Linked DNA regions of Homo sapiens: region 1 is linked to region 2. Evidence: read pairs that join two places in POLR2A ChIA-PET (ENCODE). Cell type or tissue: HepG2. All regions are shown on one strand. Links, peaks and the distances in the headings refer to the core of each region. The heading gives the core; the rest is flanking DNA. Region 1 has its middle 11 kb from the start of NOTO. Region 2 overlaps SFXN5 (sideroflexin 5).

Evidence for each region. ChIA-PET counts read pairs that join two places held together with the same protein. Peaks named below come from ENCODE experiments on the same cell type or tissue, not always from the same donor. Only the 100,000 strongest peaks of a DNase experiment are listed, where the experiment ranks them.
Region 1: POLR2A ChIA-PET joins it to region 2 with 8 read pairs; 3 of 35 experiments call an interaction of 5 or more read pairs at or near these places.

The regions. Positions count from the first base shown.
Region 1 is chr2:73,188,770-73,194,146 of GRCh38, reverse strand. No RefSeq gene overlaps it. Among named protein-coding and RNA genes, the nearest start is that of NOTO, 11 kb to the left of the region's middle. In HepG2, for the core only: no CTCF peak of the experiment used is centred there; a DNase peak (open chromatin) is centred at 2,366.
Region 2 is chr2:73,029,013-73,034,389 of GRCh38, reverse strand. All of the region lies in intron 3 of SFXN5 (sideroflexin 5), which reads left to right. Among named protein-coding and RNA genes, the nearest start is that of SFXN5, 40 kb to the left of the region's middle. In HepG2, for the core only: no CTCF peak of the experiment used is centred there; DNase peaks (open chromatin) are centred at 389, 1,999 and 2,579; H3K4me3 peaks cover 1,353 bases.

The DNA.
Region 1 (5,377 bases), core at 124-5,123, 160 kb before region 2:
ATCTCAAAAAAAAAAAAAGTTCTTACAAGTCAATAAAGGCAGATAGCCCCAAAGAAAAATGAGCAACATAAGTCACAGAAGACATACAAATAGATATAACCACATTAAAAGATGCTCAATGTGTTTAAAAGATTATAAGCACATTAAGATGCTTAAATTTATATAAATATAATAAATGATATTTTTGACTATTTGAGTCCCAAGATTAAAAAGATTAATAATATCCAGTGTTGGTGAAAATGAAGGGAAATAGGCCCTCTCATATATTACAGGGAAGCATGTAAATTAGTTCAAATTTTTGGAGAAATTTTTAAAATTTAAAACCTTTTTCTTTTCTTTTCTTTTCCTTTCTTTCTTTCCTTCTTTCTTTCTTTCTTTCTTTCTTTCTTTCTTTCTTTCTTTCTTTCTTTCTTTCTTTTTGTTGTTGTTGTTGTTGTTGTTGGAGACAGGGTCTTGCCCTGACACCCAGGCTGGAGTGCAGTGGGTGATCTCAGCTCACTGCAACCTCCACCCTCTGGGCTGAAGCCATCCTCCTACCTCTGCCTCCTGAGTAGCTGGGACCACAGGCACGTGCCACTGTGCCCAGCTATTTTTTTATAGTTTTAGTAGAGATGGGGTCTTGCCATGTTGCCCAGGCTGTTCTCAAACTCCTGAGCTCAAGTGATTCGCCTGCCTTGGCCTCCCAAAGTGCTGGGATTTTTTTTTTTTTTAATAGAGATGGGGCCTCACTATGTTACCCAGCGTAGTCTTGAACTCCTGGGCTCAAGCGATTCGCCTGCCTCAGCCTCCCAAAGTGCTGGGATCACAGGAGTGAGCCGCTGAGCCCAGCCAGGAGAATAATTTGCAATAGCTACTAAAATGTCAAAAGATTCCTTTTCAAAGATTCCTGTATAAGGATGTACATTGTAGCACCTTTTATAGTAGCAAAAGCCTGGAGGCAACTTAAGCATTCCCTAGATCTCCAGTGCCTAGAAGCAATCCAGGATTTTCTGATGAAATTAATTTTGGCGCTCAACCTTGAACAATCAGTTTTCTTTTTCTCACTTAATTGTGGAAATTCCTCCAAGCTACCCAGTTTAGACCTAACTCATTCTTTTTAGTGTCTGCTTAATGTTCCACAGTATGGGTGTGCCACAATTTATTCAACCTTTCTTCTGTTGAAAGGCATTCAGGTTGTTTTCTGCTTCTGCCCTACAAACAGAACTGGTAAGAAACATTATTTTAAATATATATTGTGTACTGGCTCTTTTATTTCTATACAAAAAGATCCCTGAATAGTATTAATGGACAGAAACCTGTAAGAGTTTATATTTTTAAATTGTAATTGATATTACCTTATTGATTTCTAAGACACTGTAAAAATTCACATGGCCCTTGTGACCTGCTGTATCCTCAGGGCCTAGTCCATGCCAGGGACTCAGTTGGCCAAACTAAAATAAAAATATTTAAAAAGAACAAATAAATTTGTCCAGGAGCTCTCGAGCTGTCCTCCAGCCAAATTCTTCCCCACTTCCCAACCCTCTTTCCCCACTAAAGGATTTTCCTTCCTTTTTTTTGTCTAAACCCATTAATATGCAAGTGAGCTGGGTAGCAAGGAGGAGAAGGAGGGAAAAATGGTAATAATAATAATGGGTAATATTTACAGATCACTTAAGCTTTGCACTTGGGTTATCTCACTTAAGTAGAGAATGAGTTTCCTTCTCTGGATTGAGGGAAGAAGAACGTTTTGAGCACTGGTTGAGATCTCAGAGTCACTGGGGAAGATGTGTTAGGAAGCCCCTTTGCTGCCCTTTCCCAACACCCTGTGAATCCTTGTCCCTTTTCTCCTTTTTCACTCTCCTTTTGCAGGGTCTTCATCTCTCTTTCTTTCTTTCTCTCTCTCTCTTTTCCCTCCCCTCTCTTTGTCCTTCCCTCTATTCCTTCCTTTCTCTTTCTCTCTCTTTTCTTCTTCCTTGTCTTTCCAAAGGGAAGCTTTTTCATGCAGAAGAAAGGTGCTAAATGGTGATGATGGAGTTTGTTGGACCTGGATGGAGGGCTGCCATGCAACGTGCCCTAAGTCAAGCCCAGCTTGCAGGGTCAGAGGGCCCCAGAGCTGCCTTGGGGAGGCCCCATACCACCTCCCCCTACCCCCTGCCTGGGCTGTCTCAGCTCCAGCCCACACCTGCTCTCCCCTCCCCTGCCCCTCCTGCTTCCCCTGCACCTGACAGGCCAAGAGCAAACAAGGTTGGTTGTTTGTTCCTCCCTCCCTGGAATGCACAGCTAACACATTGCACTTTGCAGTTACCTAGTGTTTCCTAACTTTTTCTTATGTATGCTGCCTTTAAGATTTTCTCTGAAATTCTATGCCCTTCAATTAGACTGAAGTCGACAAACATTTACTTGTTTGAGGCCTATTCTGTGTTGGGTTTTATGAGGGGTACAAAGTGCAATGAAATATACAATTCCTGCCCAATGGGAGCTCAGAGTCTTACGGTGAGGGTGGAGGGAGGGGACAGAGAGACTCATCCACAACTAGCTAATGCAACTGCCAAACCAAAGGGATGGATTCTATGGGAGTACAAAGGATGGAGAGATTAGTAATAACTTCATAGGCCAGGTGCAGTGATTTATGCCTGTAATCCCCACACTTTGGGAGGCCGAGGCAGGCAGATCACCTGAGGTCTGGAGTTCAAGACCAGCCTGGCCAACATAGTGAAACCCTGTCTCTACTAAAAATACAAAATTAGCCAGGCATGGTGGTGCATGCCTGTAATCCCAGCCACTCAGGAGGCTGAGGCAGGAGAATTGCTTGAACCCAGGAGGCGGAGGTTGCAGTGAGCCGAGATCGTGCCATTGCACTCCAGCCTGGGCCACAGGTGAGACTCCGTCTCAAAAATAAATAAATAAATAAATAAATAAATAAATAGATAAAGTAATAACTTCATAGGTCCAGGAGGGCTCTGTGGAGGACACTTTCCTCTGCAGAGGCATCTGAAGAGAGGGAAGTCTATCAAGGGATGAGAGTGGGTGAGATCACACGGAGAGAAAATGCTGTAGTAAAAGAGAAAGGGGCTTGTATGGATCCCTTGGGGACTGCTATGTTTAGGGACAGCAAGGACAGAAGAAGAAGGATTAGTCAGAGAGGAAGGTTGACAGCCAGGGCAAATAACCCTTGTGCAGTGAGATAAGTATGTTTTCTATTCACTTGGAGCACTTTATACAGCTGGTTGGGACTTTAGCAGCAAACTAGTCAAAGCCCTTTCTTTCTTTCCTTCCTTCCTTCCTTCTTTCTTTCGTTCTTTTTTTTCCTTCCTTCCTTCCTTCCTTCCTTCCTTCCTTCCTTCCTTCCTTCCCTCCCTCCTGCTCTCCTTCTCTCTTTCTCTCTTTCTTTCTCAGAGTCTCGCTCTGTTACCAGGCTGGAGTGCAGTGGTGCAATCTGGGCTCACTGCAACCTCTGCCTCCCGGGTTCAAGCGATACTCCTGCCTCAGCCTCCCGAGTAGCTGGGACTACAGGTGCGTGCCACCACACCTGGCTCTTTTTTTGTATTTTTAGTAGAGACAGGGTTTCACCATGTTGGCCAGCATGGTCTCGAACTTCAGACCTCATGATCCGCCTGCCTTGGCCTCCCAAAGTGCTGGGATTACAGGCGTGAGCCACCATGCCCGGCCTTTTTTTTTGTTTTTTGTTTTTTTTTTTGAGATGGAGTCTCACTCCATCACCCAGGCTGGAGTGCAGTGGCACGACCTTGGCTCACTGCAACCTCTGCCTCCCAGGTTCAAACAACTCTCCTGCCTTGGCCTCCCAAGTAGCTGGGACTACAGGCACCCACCATCAGACCTGGCTAATTTTTGCTTTTTTAGTAGAGACGGGATTTCACCATGTTGGCCAAGCTGGCCTCAAACTACTAACCTCAGGTAATCCACTCACCTCAGCCTCCCAAAGTGCTGGGATTACAGGTGTGAGCCACCGCCCCAGCCCTGGCTCATTTTTTATGTTTTTTTTTTTTGTTTTTTTGCAGAGATGGGCTTTTGCTATGTTGCTCAGGCTGGTCACGAATTCCTGGCCTCAAGCAATCTTCTTACCTAGCCTCCCAAAGTGTTGGGATTTTTGATATGAGCCACTGTGTGCCTGCCCTGACAGCCCTTTCTTGTACTGAAAAGGGAAGACATTGAAGACCCACTAAGTGTGGAGTGACTTGCCCAAGAGAAAACTCAGTTCAGGACTGTGAACTTCCAGCTCACTCTGCACACCCCTGTGACAACCCAAGACCCACTTCAGTGCCGTATTCATCTTTTTATCCGCTAGTCACACCTTCCACGGTGCTTAGCACATATTGGTTGAGTTGAATTCTCTCTCTCCCCTATCATTCTAGTTTCTGAAAAAAGGGAAAAGAAAGAGGGATGGTCCTCCAGTGAACCCCTGTTATAGCATAAGCACATTGCAAGGGGCACACCTGTGCATTCTTTTTGATTCCCACAATCATACTGTTATCCCCATTTTACAGATGAGGAAACTGGATCTTGGGCAGTAATGTGATTTCTTTTACAACTAGTGACCTGCCAGAATTCAAACCCATTAGGTTGGTGCACAAGTGATTGCAGTTTTTGCTATTGAAACTAATGGTAAAAACCACAATTACTTTTTTTTTTTGAGACTGAGTCTCTGTCACTCAGGCTTGAGTGCAGTGGCCCAGTCTCAGCTCACTGCAACCTCTGCCTCTTGAGTTCAAGCAATTTTCCTGCCTCAGCCTCTTGAGTAGCTGGGATTATAGACGCGTGCCACCACACCTGGCTTTTTTGTATTTCTAGTAGAGACAGGGTTTCACCATGTTTGCCAGGGTGGTCTCGAACTCCTGACCTCAGGTGATCCGCCTGCTTTGGCCTCCCAAAGTCCTGGGATTACAGAAAGGAGCCACCACGTCCGGTCTAACCACAGTTACTTTTGCACCAACCTAATAGTTCTGTTGACTCAAATCATACGATGAGAGTGTTTATTTAATGGTTGAAATGGAATTGAATTGATTTTTCTTCTGTGCTCATAGCCCTTAGAGAGGAGGGAGGATTTTTTTTCTTTTGTGGGTAAGCAGGAGATGGAGTTATAGAAGGAGAGTGAGTGAGTGAGAGAGAGAGACAGAATCCTTTTAAGGGCCCTTTTTTTTTCTTTCTGTCTTTCTTTCTTTTTGAAACAGAATCTTGCTTTGTCGCCCAGGCTGGAGTACAATGGCACCATCCTGGCTTGCTGTAACCTCCACGTCGCAGGTTCAAGCGATTCTCCTGCCTCAGCCTCCTGAGTAGCTGGGATTACAGGTGCCGCCACCAAGCCCAGCTAATTTTTGTATTTTTAGTAGGGGCAGAGTTTCGCCATGTTGGCCAGGCTGGTCTTGAACCTGGGACCTCA
Region 2 (5,377 bases), core at 91-5,090:
CTTAAAAATACTTGTGCCCCAAGTCTTCTGTGGGCGTCAGCAGGTTTGTCAGATGCCGAAGGGAAGGCTTGGCTGACCCACTAGTCTTACCCTGACTCCTAGCATCAAGCTCTGGGGATCCTGGTCAGCACCCTGCCCCTCTGGGCCAGGCCCAGCATGGCCCTAACTGGTAGCACAGAACAGGCAAGTGATCAGTAGGAGGTGAGTCATTTGTATGATGTGCTAGGTGTCGTACTGAGTGCTGTAGATGCATTTGTGGGCTGGGTCCCTGCAGTGGCCTCCTGGATGATCTGCCTATACTACCTGGGCTCCTCTGTCCATTGCTGATACAGCACACAGAGTGACCTGTGAAATTATACAGGACATTGTTTGTTCCTCTGCTCCAGGGTTTCTCAGACTTGGCACGATTGGCATTTGGAGCCAGATTATTCTTTTTTGCGAGGGCTGTCCAGTGTACTGAGGGTGTTTAGCAACCTGCCTGGCTGTGACCCAGTAGATGCCATTAGCTTCCCCTCCCCAGTCATGACAATCAAAAATGTTTTCTGATGTTGCCAAATGTCCCCTGGGTGCAAAATCCACCTCCTAGTTGAGAACCACTGCTCTAATAGAAACTATAGTGTTCCTCTTTTGCACTTAGAGTAAAAGCCATAGTCCTTAACCTGGCCTGCAAAGCCCCCAGTCCTCTCTGATCTTGTCTCCTACTGCTCTCCCCTATTTGGTCCACTGCAGTCACACTGGTCTCCTTGCTGTCTCTCAAACATACCAGACAGGCCCACTTCTGCCTCAGGGCCTTTGCACTGGCTGTTCTGTCTACCAGAGCAATCTCCCACTAGATAGCTGCATGACTCATTCTCTCCTTCAAGTGTTTCCTCCAATATCACCTCAGTGAGACCCACCCTGACTATCTTACTTATGTCTGTAATCTCCATCTCTGCCACCTGCTCACACTTGCTATCCTCTTGTCCTGGTCTATTTTCCCTAGTTTCCTGAAGCACTTTTCCTTCTAACATATCAGAAAATGTGCTTATTTATTGTTTGTGTTGCTTATCGTTTGTCTGTCTGTGCAACCCTCTAAACTCAACAAAAGCAGAGATTTTGGCCTGTTTTTGTCACTGATGTGTCCTTAGCACCTAGAGCAGTGTTCAGCACATAGTAGATGCTCAATAAATATTTGTTAAATAAGTAAATTTGTTAAATTAATTATTAATTTTCACAATAACCTTGAAAATATTCACATCCTCATATTACAAATGAGGAAGAGGAGGCTCAGAAAGATTAAGCGTATTGCCCTAAATCACATAGCCAGCAAGCGGGAGATCTAGAATTTAAACCCAGGTCTGGATAGAAACAAACTGCGTGTATAGGGAAGTTGCAACTGCTGCTGTGTGCTATGCTGCAGAACTAGGCGAAGAGTCCCTCTTCTTTCGTGAGTCTGTAGAATTGGGGGTACCCTCACCTGACATAGACTTGCAATAGGTACATATTACCTGGGAGTAACCATGGCAACAAAATTAATGGTGAGGTATAATGCGATTGGCCCAACTGATAAATTAGGAAGTTTTTTTTGTTTGTTTTATGGAGGCATTCTTTGCCTTACAGAAGGATCCCCTTCAGGCTCTGTTTAATTACCTTCTGGAGGTTGTTTTAAATAGGCTCTGTCTTTGCTGCCTTGGGAGGTTTGGAGAAGCAGCTTGGAAGGAGGCAGAGGGGAAGGGGAGCGAGCCAGATTGGGGGTGGGGCTGGGCTGTTCCTCCTCCCTCTGGGTGTTGGGGGTGTGCCCCGCTCTGCCCGAGAAGGCCAGTTGGTGAGTGTCCTCTGCCCCTCCCTTGGACTCTACACCGAACTTCAGGTAGGTTCAGATGGCACTTCAGCTGAGATGCTGGCTGTTTTTGAAATTAGCCAACTTCTGGGATCTTCCAGCCACCTCTCACCCGGATTGCTTCTCCACACCTGCTCCATGTTCTTATTTACCAAGTTGAGAAATCAAGCAAGGTTCAAAGTCTCATATCCACACTGATTTGTTGTTGGAGCCAGTAAGTCCCAAGGGATCAAAGCTGCATATTTTTATGCTCAGCAGAGGCACAGAGGAGATGGGCTGAGCCCACACAAGATGAGGTCTTAAGCAGGAATTGTAGTTTAAAGTGGAGATGCTTCAGTGGTCTAGTGAGAAGACGTTGAACTCTTGATATCCTAGGATGTCCCGTCGAACTCTTGACACCCTAGGATGATCCTCCCCCATCACCTGTTTGCAGGACTGGCTTGTGAAACTTCAAACTAGCAACCAGCTCTTGGCTTGTGGGTGGTACATTACCTGCTGCCATTTTTGCATCTGACATTTAACCCCTTAAAGTCAACATTTAATCCAGCAGGTCCTAGGGAAAAGCCTAGACCCAAGGAGTCAGACCTGAGTCCTTGTCCTGTTCTCCCTCTAAGCTGGGCGTGGCCTCATACACCGTAGGACAGGAAGGGGCCCTGGAGAGACTTGCTTCTACCTCCTGTCCCTGCTTCTGCCTAATTTTAAAAATAATACAAGTCCAAGCTGTGAGGTAACTTGCACAGGCAGGCTATGTAAGTTAGTGACTGAGAGAGGGCCAAAGTCCATGATCCTGACTGTTGTCACTGCAGCCTGGTGATGGGATCAGCCCAAACAAGATCAGATCATGACTAGGAATTTTTGTTGAAAATGGAGATGTTCCTCCCAACTCACCCCAAAACCTCTGAGTCTGGTGTGTTGTCAGATGCCTCAAGAAGAGCTTCAAGCACCACTTTAGCTTCCATTCCTTCCTTTCTTCCCTGGAAATCTTTCCCTGATATCACTGGAAGCAGTTTCCAATAACCCCAAATGGGTTATATTAGTTAAAGTGGTACTAGCTGCTGTAACAAAACGATCCCCAAATGTACTAGCTTAAATGAGACAGTTTATTTCTGTCCTGTATAACAGCTCAAGTTCCAGGTGGGCAGCTAGCTCTGCCCCACAGGATTATTCAGGGACCCAGGCTCCTTCCATCATGTTTCTCTACCATCTCTTTGGGCGTCGTGCTATCTTCATGGCTGAGGCTGGGCTGCAGCCACATCCTTGCACTGGCTCACAGCAAGGGGACAGAAAGCATGGAGGGGGAGCCACTGGCCTGGAAAAGGCACATCACTTCCCCTCAGATGCCACTGTGGGTCTCAGCTACATGGACAAGCCTCATTGCAGAGGAGGCTGGGAAATGTGTAGCAGGCCAGCCACCTGCCAGCTTCTGTTCTATGACTATGGACAACACAATAGGACATGGATTTTATTGGACAGTTTGTGGTCTGTGCCATAAGGGTCAATAAAGGGCTTGGAATTTGTGCATCTTCTATTATCTTTTTCTAGTGGTTACCTTTAATTTTTAAACAAATATTTTTGAGGAGGTAATATATGAACAAGATACAGAATTCTAAAGGTATAAAAAGAATAGGAATTTTTAAAAAACTCTCCCTTTTTCTCTCCCCCAGTTGCCCACTTTCCCTCCCTAATTGTTGGTTCCTCTGTATTATGCCAGATATATCTGTATAATTTATCCTTTTTCTTTAAATTCTCACAATATAGTAACTCCAGTGAAATTCACCAGAACATGATTTGTAATAGCAGAAAGATAAGACAGTCACAAAAGAATAAATACTATGTGATTCCACTTGTATGAGATACCTAGTGTAGTGAATGTCGTGGAGACAGAAAGCAGACGCGGTTTCCAGGAGCTGGAGAAGGGAGGAATGGGGAGGTCACATTTAATGGGTAGAGAGTTTCAGGTTGGGAAGCTGGCAGTGTTTTGGAGATGGATGATGGCGATGGCTGCCCACGATTTGAATGTACTTAATGCCAAATGTCTATCAATAGGAGACATTTTATAAAATATTCAGGCTGGGCACGGTGGCTCATGCCTGTAATCCCAGCCCTTTGGGTAGGAGGATTGCTTGAGGCCAGGAGTTCATGACCAGCCTGGTCAACATAGCGAGATCCCGTTTCTACAACAACAACAACAAATATATGTGTATATATATACATATATATTTTTCATTCATTCAAGGGTTTTGGTCGGAAGAATAAGACTGCTTTCTGTGCACTGATATGGAAAGATCTCCAAAATATATGACAAGCCTAAGGGGCAGAACAGTGCAGTGATGAGCTAGACTTTAGAGATGGATGCAAGTGGTAGTTAAGGATAGGGACTCTGGAGCCAGACTGCTTGGGTTCACATCCCGGTGCTGTGAGACTTTTTTGTTTTTGTTTTTGTTTTTTTTTGTTCGTTTGTTTGATTTTAGGGTTTTTTTGTTTGTTTTGTTTTATTTTGAACAGGGTTTCACTCCTGTCGCCTAGGATGGAGGGCAATGGTGTGATCTCAGCTCACTGCAGCCTCTGCTTCCTGGGCTCAGGCGATTCTCCTTCCTCAGCCTCCCAAGTAGCTGGGACTACAGGTGTGCACCACTGCGCCTGGCTAATTTTTGTATTTTTTCTAGAGATGGGATTTCGCCATGTTGCCCAGGCTGTTCTCAAACTCCTGAGCTCAAGCAGTTTGCCTGCCTCAGCCTCCCAGAGTGCTGAGATCACAGGTCTGAGCCACCACACCCAGCCTGCTGTGGGACTTTGGGCAAGTCACTTAATCTCTCTGAGCCTCAGTTTCCACATTTGTAAAAATGGGAGATATATTAATCCCAACCTCCTAGGGCTGTTGAGGGAATTAAATAAGTGAATAAGTCATTCTGGCCAACCTCAGACACTGACATGCTCCAGTGCCGGGGAGACCTAGGTGAGGAGGCCTGGGTGCCTGTCTCCATCTTGCCACCAGCCCCTGGGGCCCTGGCTTAGTCACTTAGTCTCTCTGAGATGCCTTACCTAGTCTAAAGAGCATCTGTCTACCTCCCAGGCATTTGGGGGATAAAACAATAGAGATGAAGTTACTTTGAAAGATGATTAAATCCTTTAAAAAAAAAACTGCTCATTTGAATTGCTTCCCTCTATTTTAGGCAAAACTATTGAGCACGTTCTATGAGTCAAATATTTTATATATGCATATGTCATTTAACGCTTGGTGTTAGTCAGATTGAGCCAAATGTTAGTACAAGTAACGCCCAGGTTTCGGAGGCTGAACACAGTCAGGTGTGTTTCTCATTCATATCTGACTCCGTTGCAACTCAGGGACTTGGCAGAGGCCAAAGATGATGCCAGGATGCCTCCTTTCACTCATGTCTTTAGGGCCTCACTATCCTCCACTGGATTCTCCGTGGGAGGCTCGGGGACAGGCCTGGAACTGGCGAACGTCATTTCCACCCACAATCCATTAGCCAGCACCCGGTCCCAGGAGGCCACTTGACTGCGGGGGAGGCTGGGAATCATAGGCTTAGCTGTGTG